Regions from separate parts of the Homo sapiens genome. Here region 1 is linked to region 2. The links are chromatin loops, found by intact Hi-C in ENCODE. Cell type or tissue: PC-3. All regions are shown on one strand. Links, peaks and the distances in the headings refer to the core of each region. The heading gives the core; the rest is flanking DNA. Region 1 has its middle 250 kb from the start of IZUMO3. Region 2 has its middle 330 kb from the start of IZUMO3.

Region 1 (8,575 bases), core at 1,756-6,755, 86 kb after region 2:
CTGATATCTTAATTTCAGACTTCTAGCATCCACAATGAATCAAAGAAAAAATTACTGTTGTTTAAAATAATCCAGTTTATGATATACTTGGTTACAGCAGCCCTAGGAAACTAAGACACTGGGCTAATCCAGAGAAGTGTGACTGTAGCCTGCAGCTTCAGATGTAACCTAAAAAGTCTCCTCACCTGTCAGCCCCATGAAATACCCCTACCCTTAATCCCTTCCTTGCTCAAATTTGAATCTAAGCACCTTCATCTGCATGGAAGGAGGTATTAAGGACAAGGGCAGGCTCTGGAAAAAGATGTCCTGAACTGGCCTGAGTAGCAGATCCTGGGTCTTCTTATTTTAATTAAAAAAAAAGGAGAGAAACTACATCCTCTTTAGACTTTGAATGCACATTGTTGTTATTTATAAGTGCATTCTTCTACTCAGTGTTTTGGAATTTAACTGGTTAAATTAATAACGTCTTCAAAGAAAGGGGGAAGAAGAAAAGAGAAAAGGAAAAGATAGGTATTTCCTGGGAAAGTCCTTTTCTCTGAGAGGACTATTGTTCCCTATTTTGCTCTCTTTAATGGAAACTTGAGTTTCCTATTCAAGACTTTGTTTAATCAGAGCATAACCAGACTATATAACCCAAGGGGAAAACTAGAGATACCAAAGCCCTACCAATCCTACTTTCATTTGACTATGTTCACCATTTTCTACAATGCGTACTTCCCAATAAGGGACTATTGGAGGAGAGTCAGTATAATATTGTTCCCAAACTCTTTAAAAATGGGTTATGATAATGCATTCTTTACTTGAATTTCAGAGTTACACTAACTAAGAAATCAAACCTATTTAGTTTCTGGAACAAATTATACCAAACTGCTGTTAATGGGTTACAAACTCATTGCAGGTTCTTAATCGATCTGTGAAAAATAAATTGGCCCAGTCACTAAGGAGATAATTTTATTCAGATGACAGGAATAGAGAGAATGTTTGCTAAAGAAGAATGTGTCAAAGAAATGGGAGAAAACCTGAGATTTTATAGATGCAAGTATACAAGACAGTCATGAGGACAGGGAGACAACTAGTCCCAAATAAAATATATCACGTGGAAAAAAAAATTCAAATCTTCAAATTTAAAATAATAGTAACTATGATCCCCTGTTATTATCAAAACAATTTCCTTTCCTTCTGTTCTCAAGTAATATGGAAAAATAGAGCCAATTTAAAAGTCTTAAAACATAAAAATTAAGACTAAATATTCTCCTCTCTAGACTAAATTCCTTCTTTTCTGGCCTAATTTGAGAGCAAGTGACAATGTTGAACCTTATCTAAGCTGTGTGTTCCCCAAAAGCAGCAAAGATTGTTGTGAAATCTACCACCACTCTGTAAATACTTTTTTTTATTCCAAGTAATAGCTAACCAAAAAATACTTCTTTAATCTTGTACATCCCAAAATAATCCCTTCACCCTTCTGAGTGGAGACTTGCTGTCCACCCTTTCAAGCGACCTCCTTATTTATCTGTCTCTATAAAGCCCCACATCTTCTCCCTCTTCTTTGACATGTTCCCTATGAATGTCATCCCTATTTCAGTGACCTGAATAAAAGTATCTCCTTATTGAGGGCATTTTGTCCTTTACAAAATTAATTAAGAGTCTACACTGAATTTGGATCCCACTAACAGCAGCTGTAGCTTGAGTCATCTCCACAGTCTGCTGTGCCTGATTCAACACTTTGAAAGCTGGATTCATTATGAGGTTATTAATGGGTTCTTTCATGGGTTTCTCTTTCCTCTTTCTAAATTTCCAATTGGTCACTGGCATACATAAAAATATCAGAGAATCAATTTCATAGACACAAAGTACAAGAAACAGAGGCAAGTCTACAAGCAACGAAATAGTCTATACCCTAAGCACCAACTCCCTTAAGAAATTCACAAAAAGTATGTTTTCTGAACATAATATGTGTCTCAATCTGTACCCATATAGTTCCAAAGCAACTCGGAAAATGACTAGAAAATTTCATGGAGTCAAAAAAATTCTGTAAACTGTGTACTTTTTTTCTTTTTAAATAAAATTAACACCTCTGGGTAAAACTGATAAACAAATAAAATACTGATATTTAACATATACAGTTTGATGAATTTGAACATATGCATGTGCCTGTGAAATCATCACCACAATCAAGGTAAGCATATCCATCACCTCCAAAAGTTTCCTTATATCTCTTTGGAGTTTTTAGTGTGTGAGTGTGGTTTTGTGGTTAAAAAAATAATAATAAAATAAAAAATTTAAAAAAAACCTTAATACCCGGTATACCCTATCAACAAGTGTTTTAAGTACACAAACAGTATTGTTAGTCTTAGGTATGTTGTGCATCAGATCTCTAGAACTTATTTATCTTTCACACTGAAACTTTATACCCATTGAACACAACTCCCCACTTCCCCCTTCACCCAGCCCCTGGTAACCAGCATTCTATTTTCTGCTTGCATGAATTTGACTATTTTAGATACTTCATGTAAGTGGAATCATGCAGTATTTGTCCTTTTATGACTGGTTTATTTCACTTAGCATAATATCCTCCGAGTTCATCCATTTCCTTGCATATGCCAGGATTCTCTTATTTTCTAAGGCTGAGTAGTATTTTGTTGTATGTGTATGTCATTTTCCTTTATCGATTTATCATCTGATGGGCATTTGTGTTGTTTTCATGTCTTAGCTATTATGAATAATGTTTCAGTGAACATGGGCATGCAGGTATCTCAAGATTCTGATTCTTTTGGATATAAACTCAGATGTAAGACTTCTGGATAAGATGGTAGTTCTATTTTAAATTTTTCAGGGACCTCCACAATGACTACATCAATTTATATTCTCAGAAACAGTGTAAAAAGTTTCCAGTTTCTTTACTTCCTTGCCAATACTTGTGCTCTTTTGATAATAGCTATCCTGTCAGGTAAGAAGTAATATTTCATTGTGGTTTTGATTTGCATTTCCCTGATCATTAGTGGTGTTGAACAATTTTTCAAATGCCTTCTGGTCATCTGTATGTCTGCTTTGGGAAAAAGTCGCTGTAAGGCCTTTGTCATTTTTTAATCTGATTATTTGGGGGATTTTTTTTGCTACAGAGTTGTAGGAATTCCTTATATATTTTTTATGTTAACCTCTTATTCAATATATGGTGTGTAAATCTATTTTCTCCCATTTCACAGGTTGTCTGTGTATTATTGATTGCTTCCTTTGCTGTGCAAAAGCTTTTTAGTTTGATGTGGTTCCACTAGTCTATTTTTGCTTTTGTTTCTGTGCTTTTGGTGTCATAAACAAGATCAATGCCAAGACCAATATCATGAAACTTTTCCCCCATGTTTTCTTATAGGAGTTTTACAGTTCGAGGTCTCACATTAAAGTCTATAATTCGTTTTTAGTTAATGTTGCGTATGGTGTAAGATAAGGGCCCAATATTATTATTTTGCATGTGCTCTTCAAGATTTTAGGAGCTGAAATGTGTCAACTGCTATCCAAGTCTTCAAAATCTTTCTTAGCAGGTTCAAGCCTCCAATGACTCTTTCTTAGAATCTATTGTCATTGCTATATTTAATGATCAGGAGGAGTTTGTCTTATAAGACTTTTATTTTGATCAACTCTTTTTCAAGGCAATAAAAGTTATAATTACCTTTGTATTTTATTTGATCTTGAGAAGCCACTTCCTCTTTTTATATGGAAAAACTATAACTTTAGTAAAGTTTTATTATTTACCTGTTCATTTATTGGCTATGTGGTCATACTCATCAAATTTAACTTTAAAGATGGATTTAGTATGTTTTGTGCTTCTGTAGCAGAGTAACTGAGACTGGGTAATTGATAAACAATAGATTTTTTTTCTTGCAGTTTTAGAAGCTGAGAAGTCGAAGGTCTTTGAACCTGCATCAGGTGAGGGCATTCTTGCTGTGTCATTCCAAGGCAGAAGGGCAAGAGAGGGTAAGAGCAAGAGCAAGATAGAAAGATTCAAACTCATTCTTTTATCAGGAACCCACTCCTGTGATAACTAGCCCACCTCCATGATAACACCATTAGTCCCCCTTTTAAAGGTACCACCTATCAACAGTGTTGCATTCGGTATTGAATTACTAACACATGAACTTTAGGGGACACAGTGAACCCAAAACAGGAATACAGTACCATATTTCTTTGGACATTTAAAGTTAAAGCTGATTTTAAGTTAAGCAAACTGTGTGTATGAAAAGATAAAAAAGGTTGAGTCACTCCTCAAATAATAAAAAGCAGATGAAATCAATCCAATTCATCTTATTTTCTTTGCCCTTTGACTTACTACATAAATAATGTATACAAAAAGTCCCTTGAGTAATTTGGTACTTGGCTAAAACAAGAGGGAAATGATACTTTCTAATACAAGTATTCCTAGGAAGAGGGTTGACAAGTATAAATACATTTTTTAAAAATGCAGTGTATAGTACTGACTCCAAAGAACAATGAGTCAAATTTCCCCAAGGATTACTCCACATTACGAGTAAATACCAACTAGTTTAGTTCATAAATGAATGTTTACACGACTTAATATGTCTACCTCTAAAATATGTTCTCTAGAAAAGACATCATAATATTTTTCCATTGATTGTGTCACCAAGCCTGGCATTCAAGTTGAGAAATTTGCCAAAGTATACTATAAATTATAACTCAAGGTAAATTGAAGGTTTATTTCTCTTTACAGATTAATACATTTAAGTTAAGAAGCAAATAATGAAGAGTAAAATAAGTATTTATGTGCATATTAATTTCCTCTGATATATTTTGAATTGAACATTAATCAGTTCCAGCCAGAAAAATGTATCTTTAGTACTTACTACTCCCTAGAAATTTGATTACTTAATTTTCAATATTAATATTGATATTTAATTTTCAATATTATTATTAATATCACTGACATATTAATTATGGGAACATACAGAGAAATACGGTGGATTCCTTGTTCCAATATTATGTCTTGTCCTCATGATTACAGGATTGTGAAATAAGTCATTCATCAACATTCTTGTGTCTTTGTGAAAATTATCTAACACGTTCTCAAAAATAAACTGCAATAAAGTGAAAAAAACATCACTAAGAGATGGAACAGAGATACAGACTGTAAACATTAGTTATTCCATAAGCAATTTAATTTTTTTATTATAACTTAAGTTCTGGGGTACATGTGTATAGCGTGGAAGTTTGTTACATAGGTATATACATGACCCATCAACCCGTCATCTACATTAGGTATTTCTCCTAATGCTATCCCTCCCTTAGCCCCCCAACCCCTGAAAGGCCAGGGTGTGTGATGTTCCCCTCCCTGTGTCCATGTGTTCTCATTGTTCAGCTCCCACTTATGGGTTAGAACATGTCGTGTTTGGTTTTCTGTTCTTGTGTTAGTTTGCTGAGAATGACGGTTTCTAGCTTCATCCACGTCCCTGCAAAGGACATGATATCATTCCTTTTTATGGTTGCATAGTATTCCATGGTGTATATGTGCCACATCTTCTTTATCCAGTCTATCATTGATGGGCATTTGGGTTGGTTGCAAGTCTTTGCTATTGTGAACAGTGCCACAATAAGCATACGTGTGCATGTGTCTTTGTAGTAGAATGATTTATAATCATTTGCGTATATACCCAGTAATGAGATTGCTGGGTCTAATGGTATTTCTGGTTCTAGATCCTTGAGAAAGAGCCACACTCTCTTCCACAATGGTTGAACTAATTTACACTCCCACCAACAGTGTACAAGAATTCCTATTTCTCCACATCCTCTCCAGTATCTGTTGTTTCCTGACTTTTTAATGATCAACTTTCTAACTAGTGTGAGATGGTATCTCATTGTGGTTTTGATTTGCATTTCTCTAAAGACCAGTGATGATAAGCTTTTATTCATACGTTTTTTGGCCACATAAGTGTCTTCTTTTGAAAAGTGTCTGTTCATATCATTCACCCACTTTTTGATGGGGTTGTTTTCTCATAAATTTGTTGAAGATCTTTGTAGATTCTGGATATTAGCCTTTGTCAGATAGATAGATTGCAAAACTTTTCTCCCATTCTGTAGGTTGCCTGTTCACTCTGATGATAGTTTATTTTGCTGTGCAGAAGCACTTTAGTTTAATTAGATCCCATTTGTCAATTTTGGCTTTTGTTGCCTTTGCTTTTGGTGTTTTAGTCATGAAGACTTTGACCATGCCTATGTCCTGAATGGTATTACCTAGGTTTCCTTCTAGGGTTTTTATGGTTTTAGGTCTTACACTGAAGTCTTTAATCCATCTTGAGTTAATTTTTTTTTTTTTTTTTTTGAGACGGAGTCTCGCTCTGTCGCCCAGGCCGGACTGCGGACTGGAGTGGCGCAATCTCGGCTCACTGCAAGCTCTGCTTCCCGGGTTCACGCCATTCTCCTGCCTCAGCCTCCCGAGTAGCTGGGACTACAGGCGCCTGCCACTGCGCCCGGCTAATTTTTTGTATTTTTAGTAGAGACGGGGTTTCACCTTGTTAGCCAGGATGGTCTCGATCTCCTGACCTCGTGATCCACCCGCCTCGGCCTCCCAAAGTGCTGGGATTACAGGCGTGAGCCACCGCGCCCGGCGAATTAATTTTTGTATAAGGTGTAAGGAAGGGGTCCAATTTCAGTTTTCTGCATATGGCTAGCTAGTTTTCCCAACACGATTTATTAAATAGGGAATCCTTTCCCCATTGCTTGTTTTTGTCAGGTTTGTCAAAGATCAGATGGTTGTAGATGTGTGGTGTTATTTCTGAGGCCTCTGCTCTGTTCCATTGGTCTATATATCTGTTTTGGTACCAGTATCATGCTGTTTTGGTTACTGTAGTCTTGTAGTATAGTTTGAAACCAGGTAGCGTAATACCTCCAGCTTTGTTCTTTTTGCTTAAGATTGTCTTGCCTATATGGGTTCCTCTTTTTTTCCACATGAAATTTAAAGTAGTTTTTTTTTTTTTAGTTCTGTGAAGAAAGTCAGTGATAACTTGTTGGGGATAGCATTGAATCTCTAAATTACTTTGGGCAGCATGGCCATTTTCACAATATTGATTCCTCCTATACATGAGCATGGAATATTTTTTCATTTGTGTCCTCTTTTATCTCCTTGAGCAGTGGTTTGTAGTTCCCCTTAAAGAGGTCTTTCACATCCCTTGTTAGCTGTATTCTTAGATATTTTATTCTCTTTGTAGCCATTGTGAATTGGAGTTCATTCATGATTTGGCTCTGTGTTTGTCTATTACTGGTATAGGAATGCTTGTGATTTTTGCACCTTCATTTTGTATCCTGAGACTTTGCTGAAGTTGCTTACCAGCTTAAGGAGATTTTGGACTGAGACAATGGGGTTGTCTAAATATACAATCATGTCATCTGCATGAAGACAATTTGACTTCATTTCTTCCTCTTTGAATACCTTTTATTTCTTTCTCTTCCCTGATTGCCCTGGCCAGAACTTCCAATACTATGTTGAATAGGAATGGTGAGAGGGCATCCTTGTGTTGTGGCGGATTTCAAAGGGAAGGCTTCTAGTTTTTGCCCATTCAGTATGATATTGGCTGAGGGTTTGTCATAAATATCTCTTATTGTATTGAGATATGTTCCATCAATACGTAGTTTATTGAGAGTTTTTAGTATGAAGGGCTGTTGAACTGTGTCAAAGGCCTTTTTCTGCATCTATTGAGATAATCAATTGGTTTTTGTCATTGGTTCTGTTTATGTGATGGATTACATTTATTGATTTGTGTATGTTGAACCAGCCTTGCATCTCAGGGATGAAGCCAACTTGATCGTGGTGGTTAAGCTTTTTGATATGCTGCTGGATTCGGTTTGCCAGCATTTTATTGAGGATTTTTGCATCAATGTTCATCAGGGATATTGGACTGATTTTTTTGGTTGTTGTTGTGTCTCTGCCAGATTTTGATATCAGGATGACGCTGGCATCATAAAATGAATTAGAGAGGATTCCCTCTTTCTCTATTGTTTGGAATAGTTTCAGAAGGAATGATACCAGCTCCGTTTCGTACTTCTGGTAGAATTTGGCTGTGAATCTGTCTGCTTCTGGGCTTTTTTTGGTTGGTAGGCTATTAATTACCGCCTCAATTTCAGAACTTATTATTGGTCTATTCAGGGATTCGATTTCTTCCTGGTTTAGACTTGGAAGGGTATATGTGTCCAGGAATTTATCCATTTCTTCTAGATTTTCTAGTTTATTTGCATAGAGGTGTTTATAGCATTCTCTGATGGTAGTTTGTATTTCTGCAGGATCAGTGGTGATATCCCCTTTATCATTTTTTATTGCGTCTATTTGATTCATCTCTCTTCTTTATTAGTCTGGCTAGTGGTCTATTTCGTTGATCTTTTCATAAAACCTGTTCCTGGATTCAGTGAATTTTGAGGAGTTTTTTGTGTCTCTACCTCTTTCAGTTCTGCTCTGATCTTAGGCATTACTTGTCTTCTTCTGGCTTTTGAATTTGTTTGCTCTTGCTTCTTTAGTTATTTTAATTGTGATGTTAGGGTGTCGATTTTTAGATCTTTCCTGATTTCTCTTGTGGGCATT
Region 2 (8,575 bases), core at 1,678-6,677:
TTTCATTAACTGTATATGAAAACATAGACTTTATCACTCATCAGAACAACTTAACTGTTTCCTTCCATAATCTTTATGGCCCACCTATGCTCTACCAAGTGGAAAGGAAAGATGTGTGATATGTCAAGTAAAAAAAATCAGTTTATAGAAATATTTATTGATAATAGCAGCATGTAGTTTCCTTTATTCATGACTCATCTGGATACATACAGCAACCCTTCCCTTCCCTAGGCTCATGGCAATATATAACTAAAGGCAAGAAAATAAGGAGGCAGGATGTTCATTTTTAAGTCCTGTGCAATTTGGGGTCTACCCCAGTACTAGTTCTTTCTCCAAACATCTCTAATGGCATATCACCATCACTCATAATGCATGATTTCTCTATTTTTGCCTCAATTAAAAATACCTGATTTTTCAAAAATACCTCTATCTGCACTCCTGCTCAGAGATATTGATAAATTTGGTCTTGCATTAACAATTTTATAACTTCCCCAAGTGATTATCATATGCAACCAAGTTAGGAAAACAGTACTGTAAAACTGGTTTTAAGGTGATTAATGAGGAATTAACTCTATGACCACTCAAGACTCAGCTCCCACACACTTACAGAAACACATACACACTCACTTCTCCTTAATATTACTTGGTAGCATTTTTCAAACTCTTGATTCTTGTCTCTCAGACCACTCTGATCCTGACTTTGGTCTCTAAATGTAGTATTCATTTAAAATCCCTTCCTGGGATTAGATCTCAGTTCTCATTAGTGGATTCTGTTATAGCTTACTTCTCTGGCAACTAGTTTCTCCTGTTGACCCAGATAGAAATATCAGGTGAAGGCTACATTATAATTTAGTCATCTCCATTGGTCAGCTTCAGAACCCATTGTGGAGATGATGTAAGAAGGATGTTTAAGGCACTCAATGTCTCAATAAATATGACCTTTTTTTTACAAAATATATCTAACATATTAATGAGGAAGACAACAGACATCCAACTCCCTAGAAGTATTTTCTTATTTTAATGTTATGCAAATTCTGTCATAAAAATGGATTGAGGGATTGACTCAACCATATACAAAAGATCTCTAGCAGGAAATACAAAGAATTTTACCTCATGCCTTTATGCCACCATGTTATCATTAAAATTTAGTGCAAATAAATGTTTGGTTACTTTATTACAAACTATACCTAATGTATAAAAGGATTTTTGAAATCTAGTTTAATGTTTTTGGCAAATTATTGTAAAGCAAATAATTCCAAAAGCATAATATTGTATTTGGGAACAGTTCACTGATCAAAAATCATACAATGATTCCACATAACATCTCTGACTGAGTGTTTATGACAATTGCACTCAAAATAAATAGCTTCATATCAAAACTTGAACCACAGCTGGGAGCCAAATTAGTCTGAAAGACAGCTTGCAAGAATCTTTAAGGTATGTATTTTTCCCAATTTCCAACTAAAACTGCCTTTATCATTTAATCCACATAATAGTTTCCACCATTATAAATTTATCAACCAGATTATTATTCATATGCATAGCATGCATAATTATAATTAATTTGCTGAAGGCTCATTTTGCTGCTTCTATTAATTACAATCTTATGGCTTTAAATATATCAGTGAGAAAGGGGGAGAACCTAATCTACTGATATATAGTAAACTAGCCCAATAAAGTGCATCACTCAAATGACACTCCCTGATAATATCAGGGAGATAACTTACGGTTTGAACATCAGCACTGAATTTTAAATTGTAACTAGTGAATCTAATGCTGCATAATTTTGCCCTCCTCTCTCTTTCTTCCAAATCTATTTTCAGCAATAAATCACTAGATCACAAAAAGGAATACAGGGCTAAAATATGGCAATAAAAGCTGCAATCAGCAGTGTAAATTATGATTCCTAGGGAACTTAATTAGGTTTTTTAATTAAAACAAAATGAATTTTTATTTCCAATTAAACAATCCTGTCTCTTCTCTTCCCCCAAAACCCTGCCTTACAAAACAACAACAACAAAACATATCCCACGTTATTAAAATCCCATTCTGCTCATATGAAATGCAAAGATGTACAAGAAGAAAACTGAATAACTCATACATTTTTGCTATCGCTTCTGCATGCTCTCTTTGAAACGTAAAACTCTCAACTAAAATAATCATGGTGGGAAAAACCCAATATATCCTAAAGAAACTGCAGGGGAGATCTTTGATAATTTATTAAAGACACTTTTAAGAGGGGGTAGTCTTTGAGGATAAAAACCAATTTTCAAAAAATTTCTACCATTTTTCAAGGGAAAACAAAGTGAGGGCTGTTTGGGGATATTAAACAACACAGTGGTTTTGAACAACAATAGACTCTTTTGTTTCTCCGCAGGAACCTCAGGAGAGAACATTGCATTATAGCCCTGAGCCATGCCTAAGTAGTATTTTTACTGGTTGTTTGAATTGAAGAGTCACCTATAAAAAATGTTCCCAGCATTGAAAATCAAATATAAATGGTGCACGCTCCAAGTTCCTTGGAAAGGTCTAGGAATCCTCAGATAAGCATTTTTTTGGTATGTATATTGTCATAACTGGTTCAGAATCTTGAACATTCTTCTTTGCAATACTACGAACAAATATTCTTTATAGTGGAGATACTATCAATCCCTGTGTTTTCCCATTGCCTCAGAGTAAATAATAATATTCCCTTTCACTATCAGAAGTGGCCTGGTTTAGAGAATAAATTGTATGGTGACCCTATTTACAGGGATGTCTAATTTTTAAAACAAACAAAAATAAACAAAACCACTTTTATCATTCGTCTCTATGAGGCCAACATTTTCTTATTGCACAAAGTGGATTTTCACTTTTGGATCAGAAATTTCACTTTTGTTATGACACAAAACACATCAATATTTCATTACTGATCAAAGTAGATTTTCACTTTGGGGCCAGGATATTCTGACAAATTTTCAAGTAATTATAAACCACTCCAGTGATATCCTACGTACATTAGGGAAAGCTGACCTTAAAGTAATAGGTAAAATAAAAAGCGAAAATTTGACCAGCATTTTTTGAAGAGACATGTTTATATACATTTTACATTTCATAAAATAGATCCAACAATAGGTATAAAATATTTCCAAAAAATTAATACAGTACAAATAAATTGCACATTAGCACATATTTATATCATAAAAACTGGCCAATTTTGCACATTTCTAGGTTCCTAAAAGTTGTTGCATGGTGAATTTCAACTCACTACTCCAATAAGTTCCAAGTAGAACTTTTCTGCATGATAGAGTAACAACAGGAACTGAGAGTTAATACAATCGCTACAGGATATCTACCATAAAGATCATATATATGTAAATCCTTGGGAAAACATTACTATGAGTTCTGGAGAAAGACTTAGCTCTTGTCTACAATTTAATGTTTAAAAATTCAATATAGTATATATCAGGTGAATTAAAATAAAAATTGAAGCTGGCATATAGAAAAATAATTTTTAAAAATATTATTCTATGTAATATGAAAAAGCTGTGCTCAGCCATGTCCATCAGTATGACACACCAGATACACTGCTGACCCCCCTCCTATTGGATTATGTATGTAAACCATGTATATGTTTACACACATACAAGCACACACAGACATGCACATACTGAAATATAGCAGAAACAAACACATACGTATTTTCTTAAACGAAATTCTGAGTTGGCAAGAATAAAAAGATGACTAAAGCACACACACACACACACACACAGAGACACACACACACACACACACACACACCACTAAGCCAAGACAGGAATCCAGAAAGAAAAACTCTGTCATAAAGTTGGCCCTTTTCTTGAGATTACAGTTAAGCTTATCTTCAATTTTCAGCTTCTTATAGGACTTGGGAGATAAACAACAAGGTCTAGTTTCATTCAAGTGAGGCAGTTTAACAGAAGGACTTTTATTAAATAAGGGATATCTGCAGTCTAACCCCTTATTGTTTAGGTGCAGTAAGTTCCCTTTCTAATAACCATGGGGAAAAAGGTCATAGGGTAGTTTCTCAATTCTGATGGCTAATTTTATGTTTCAACTTGCCTGAGTCACAGTGTCAAATATTTGTTTAAACATTATTTTCGGTGTGTCTGTAAGGTTGTTCCTAAATGACATTAACATTTGAATCAGTAGACTGAGTAAAATAGGTGTATCAACCAATGTGGATGGTGTAGGGCTCACCCAATCTGTTGGAGGCCTAAACAGAACAAAAGGCTTAGTAAGAAGGAATTTGTTCTCTCTGCCTATTTCCCAGCTAGGACATCACTATTTTTCTGCACTCAGACTGGAATTTCTCATATCTCCTGGTTCTCAGAGCGTAGTACTCAGGTTAGAACTGCATCATTGGCTCTCCTGGGTCACTATATATAGATATGACATATATATATATATAGCAACTGTTCTGTGTTTTAGGAGAACACTGATTAATATACCAATAAATACAGAAATTAAGACTAAGAATAAAAAAAGTAGGTGCAAGTAGTTTAATTGGGAGATAATCTTGGAAGGACAAGTGATGAAAAGAGAAAAATGAAGCAGGGAAGAGAAAAAGCCATAAAAAAAATAAGGGGTCATTAACAAGCAATTGTGAGCAACTGCTGCTCAATTACAGTAGTAACCCAAGAAATTCTTTGGAACATGCTTCATTATTATCTTAATTGAAGAAAAGAATGGTGTGTAATTAATGCATTGACTCCCACCCCCACTGAGGATTGCTCTGGAATATTAACTTTCTCGCATTACTGGGTTTGCCTGCCTGAGGGCCAGCCAGCTCCTATAGTGTTGAAGAAAGGCTTCAGCCAGAGAAGAAGAGGTACTCAGGTACATTAGTTGGGAAACATCCAGCTTCTAGAAACTGTGTTTATGTGTAACTGTAGATGAACTTGGTTGGGACAAGGGGATATGTGGTGAACGATGAATATGAAATTTGTAAAGCACTTCCTACAAAATGAAACGGTTGCTATAAAAATTCTTTCTAGAGAAACTGAAACTCTTCCCAAATATCAAATATCCAAATACGCAGATTAAGTTAAAAGAAATTTGGTTTCCAATGAAAATGTCACAACAGAAGAACTCTAGAGATAGAATAAACAAGTGTCAGGAAAATAAAATATTTTTATAGCCAGAATATAAAAGCAATTGTGTTTGATGTGTTTTAAAAATACTGGAGGATGTCAAGCAGAACAAAATAATAATAGAGGCAATAAATTTCCAGAAAAATTTGAAAATTGACCAAATATTTCCAAGTATGAAAATAATAAAAATCACAATTTGAAGAACCTCACTTAGCTTCTGACCAGAATGGTGTAACAGAAACTAACTTTACCCTCTCACTCAAAGCAACCAAAAAACAAAATATGTATGAAACAGTTGTTAACAACGGATTGGACATGAGACAGTAAAGTACACTGATCCCTGAGTTAAGAGAAACAAACAAGGTATGCCTTGTAATTGCCCTAGATTGCTGCCTTAGGCCTCCAGTCATGGTGCATAGAGCAGTACATCAGGATAATTTTGGCATACTCGGAGGCAAAAATTACAGTTTGAAGAGACAGAGTAAATATCAGAACCAGATGCAGATATGAAAGAAATGTTGGGATTATCAGTCTGGAACTTTAAAATTACTATAATTAATATGCTGGTAACTCTTATGAATAAGGTTTACAGCATGGGAGAACATATGGGCAATACATACAGAGAGATGGAAATTCTAAGAAAGAACCAAAAAGTAATGCTAGAAATCCAAAACACTGTAACAGAAATGAAGAATGAATTTGATGGGTTTATTGGGATACTTGTTATGGCTAAGAAAAAAAAATCTTTCTTTGAGATAAAAAATATTTCAATAGAACCTTCCAAATCCAGAAGGTAAGAGAAAAAAGACTGGAAAAAAAACCCAGAACAGATTATTCAAGATGTGTGAACATCTATAAAGGTTTAACTTAATGCCAATGGGAATACCAGAAGAAAAAGAAAAGCAAAAGGAACAGAATAAATATTTGAAAGAATAATGACTAAAAATGTCCCTAAATTAATGTCAGATATCAAACCACAGATCCAGAAAACTGAGAAAACTCCAAGCAGGGTAAATGTCAAGAAGCAAACCAAGACAAAACTATTCCTAGGCACATTATTTTCAAACTCTAGAAAATTATAGATAAAAAATTCTGAAAGAAGCCAGGTAAGAAATACACCTTACCCAGCATTAAAGCAACAGTAAGAACTAGATCTGACTTCTGCTCAGAAGCCATGCAAACAAGAAGATAATGGAGTAAAAATAAATGTATTAAGACGAACAACTACCAACGTGGAATTCTGTACCCTGTGAAATTGTCCCTCAAAAGTGAAACAGAAATAAAGACTTGCAGACAAACAAAGTGAGGGAGTTTATTGCCAGTTGAACTGCCTTGCAAGAAAGTTTAAATGAGTTCTTTAAAGAGAAGGAAATGATATTGATTAGAAACTCAGATCTACAGAAAGAAATGAAGAGCCTCAGAGAAGAGATAAGAGAAGGTAAAATAAAAAATATTAATTTTTTTAATTTTTAATTGATCTAAGACATAAAAGTTTGTTCATAATAATAGCGACAATGTATTTTATTATGTATACTTATCATACACACATATATGCTTATTTATAAGTGAAATGAATAACATCAATAATGCAAAGAGGAAGAAATTAATATTATTTGGTTATTATAAAGATCCTGCAGTACCCATAATGTGAGGTACAGTGTTACTTGAAAGTAGACTTAGAGTAATTTTAATGGTATACTGCAAACTGTAGGGAAAATGCTAAAATTTTTTTAAAAAACTGTATATGCTAATATGCAAAATAACTGATATGCTAAGAAAGCAGAGAAAACTGAATCACATAAAATGTTCAATTAAAATAACAAAAGCCAGAACACAGAAGGAAAGAAAAAAATGGGAATAAAGAACAGAAGAGCAAGCAGAAAACAGAAACAAATATGTAAATATTAATCCAGCTGTATCAATAATTACTTTGAATATCAAGGGTCTAAATGCACCAATCAAAAGTCAGACATTGTCAGAGTGGATCCAGAACAAGATTCAACTGTATGTTGTCGATAAGAAACACACTTTAAATATAAAGAAACATATAGATTAAAAGTAAAGTGATGGAGAAAGATACACTATGCTAACACTAATCTAAAGATATTAAATTAAAATAGACTTCAGAACAAGAAAGTGATTATGGATAAAGGGTTCCATCCTTCAAAAATATTTAAAAATCCTTAATATGTATGCACCTAATAACAGAGCATCGAAATACATGAGATAAAAAGTGGTAGGACTGCAAGCAGAAATACATGAATCTACTATTATAGGTGAGGACTTCAACACTTCTTTATTGGAAATGGACAGATTCAACAAACAGAAACTAAGCAAGGATGCAGTGGAGCTCAAAAATATTAATGAGTCAACTGGATATAAAGGACATCTATATATTACCTTATTTAAGGATAGCAGAATACACATTCTTCTCAAGCTTGAATGGAACATTCTCCAGGAGAAAACACACTCTGGACAATAAAACACAATTTAAATTTAATTGTGTTATCCACAATTAAATTTAATTGGATATCCAGAATATCCAACACAATACTGTAGGAGAAAAACAGAGTGAGAGGACTGACACTAGTGGCCTCAGGATTTATGACAAAGCAACAGTAATCAAAACAGTGTAGTAACGGTGATAAAAGTAGTCAGATAGATCAATGGAACAGAATGGAGATCTCAGAATTAGTCACACAAAAATATAGTTAACTGAACTTTAACAGATACTCTAATTCATTGCTGGTGGGAATACAAAATGGTACAGTCACTTTGGAAGACCATTTTGCAATGGCAATAGAGAAAAAAAAATAGAATGGAGAAAACAGTCTTTTCAACAAATGGTGTTTGGACAACTCAACCTCCATGTACAAAAAGAAAGGAATCTAGACTTTACACAGTTCACAAAAATTAACTTGAAATGGATCACAGGCCTAAATGTAAAATGCAAAACTATAAAACTTCTGGAGGAAAACATAGAAGAAAATCTAGATAACTTTAGGTTTGGTGATTACCTTTTGGATATAACAGCAAAGCCACAAGCCATGAAGGAAAAGATTGAAAAACTGAACTTTGTTAAAATTAAAAAATTTCTGTTTTGTAAAAGATTTGATTGAGAAAATGAAAAGACAAGGTACAGATGGGAGAATATATTCACAAAATACATGTCTGACAAAGAAATATTATCCAAAATACAAAAATAACTCCTAAAAGTCAGTAATAAGAAAAAGAACAACCCAATTAAAAAATATACAAAAGTCATGAACAGACACTTCACCAAACGAGTTATACAGATGGCAAATAAGCATATGCAAATATGTTCTACATCAAATATCATCAGGAAAAACAAATTAAAACACTAAGGTAATACCACTTTATGCCATTAGTCAGGCTAAAGTCCAGAACACTTACAACACTAAATGCTGGCAAGGTTGTGAAGCAACAGGAGCTCTCATTCATTG

Evidence for each region. Peaks named below come from ENCODE experiments on the same cell type or tissue, not always from the same donor. Only the 100,000 strongest peaks of a DNase experiment are listed, where the experiment ranks them.
Region 1: a loop joins it to region 2, with 15 times the contacts of the local background. A loop is called at or near these places in 1 of 110 quality-filtered maps.

The regions. Positions count from the first base shown.
Region 1 is chr9:24,789,821-24,798,395 of GRCh38, reverse strand. No RefSeq gene overlaps it. Among named protein-coding and RNA genes, the nearest start is that of IZUMO3, 250 kb to the right of the region's middle. In PC-3, for the core only: no CTCF peak of the experiment used is centred there; no DNase peak of the experiment used is centred there; H3K27ac peaks cover 1,102 bases.
Region 2 is chr9:24,875,405-24,883,979 of GRCh38, reverse strand. No RefSeq gene overlaps it. Among named protein-coding and RNA genes, the nearest start is that of IZUMO3, 330 kb to the right of the region's middle. In PC-3, for the core only: no CTCF peak of the experiment used is centred there; no DNase peak of the experiment used is centred there; H3K27ac peaks cover 2,126 bases.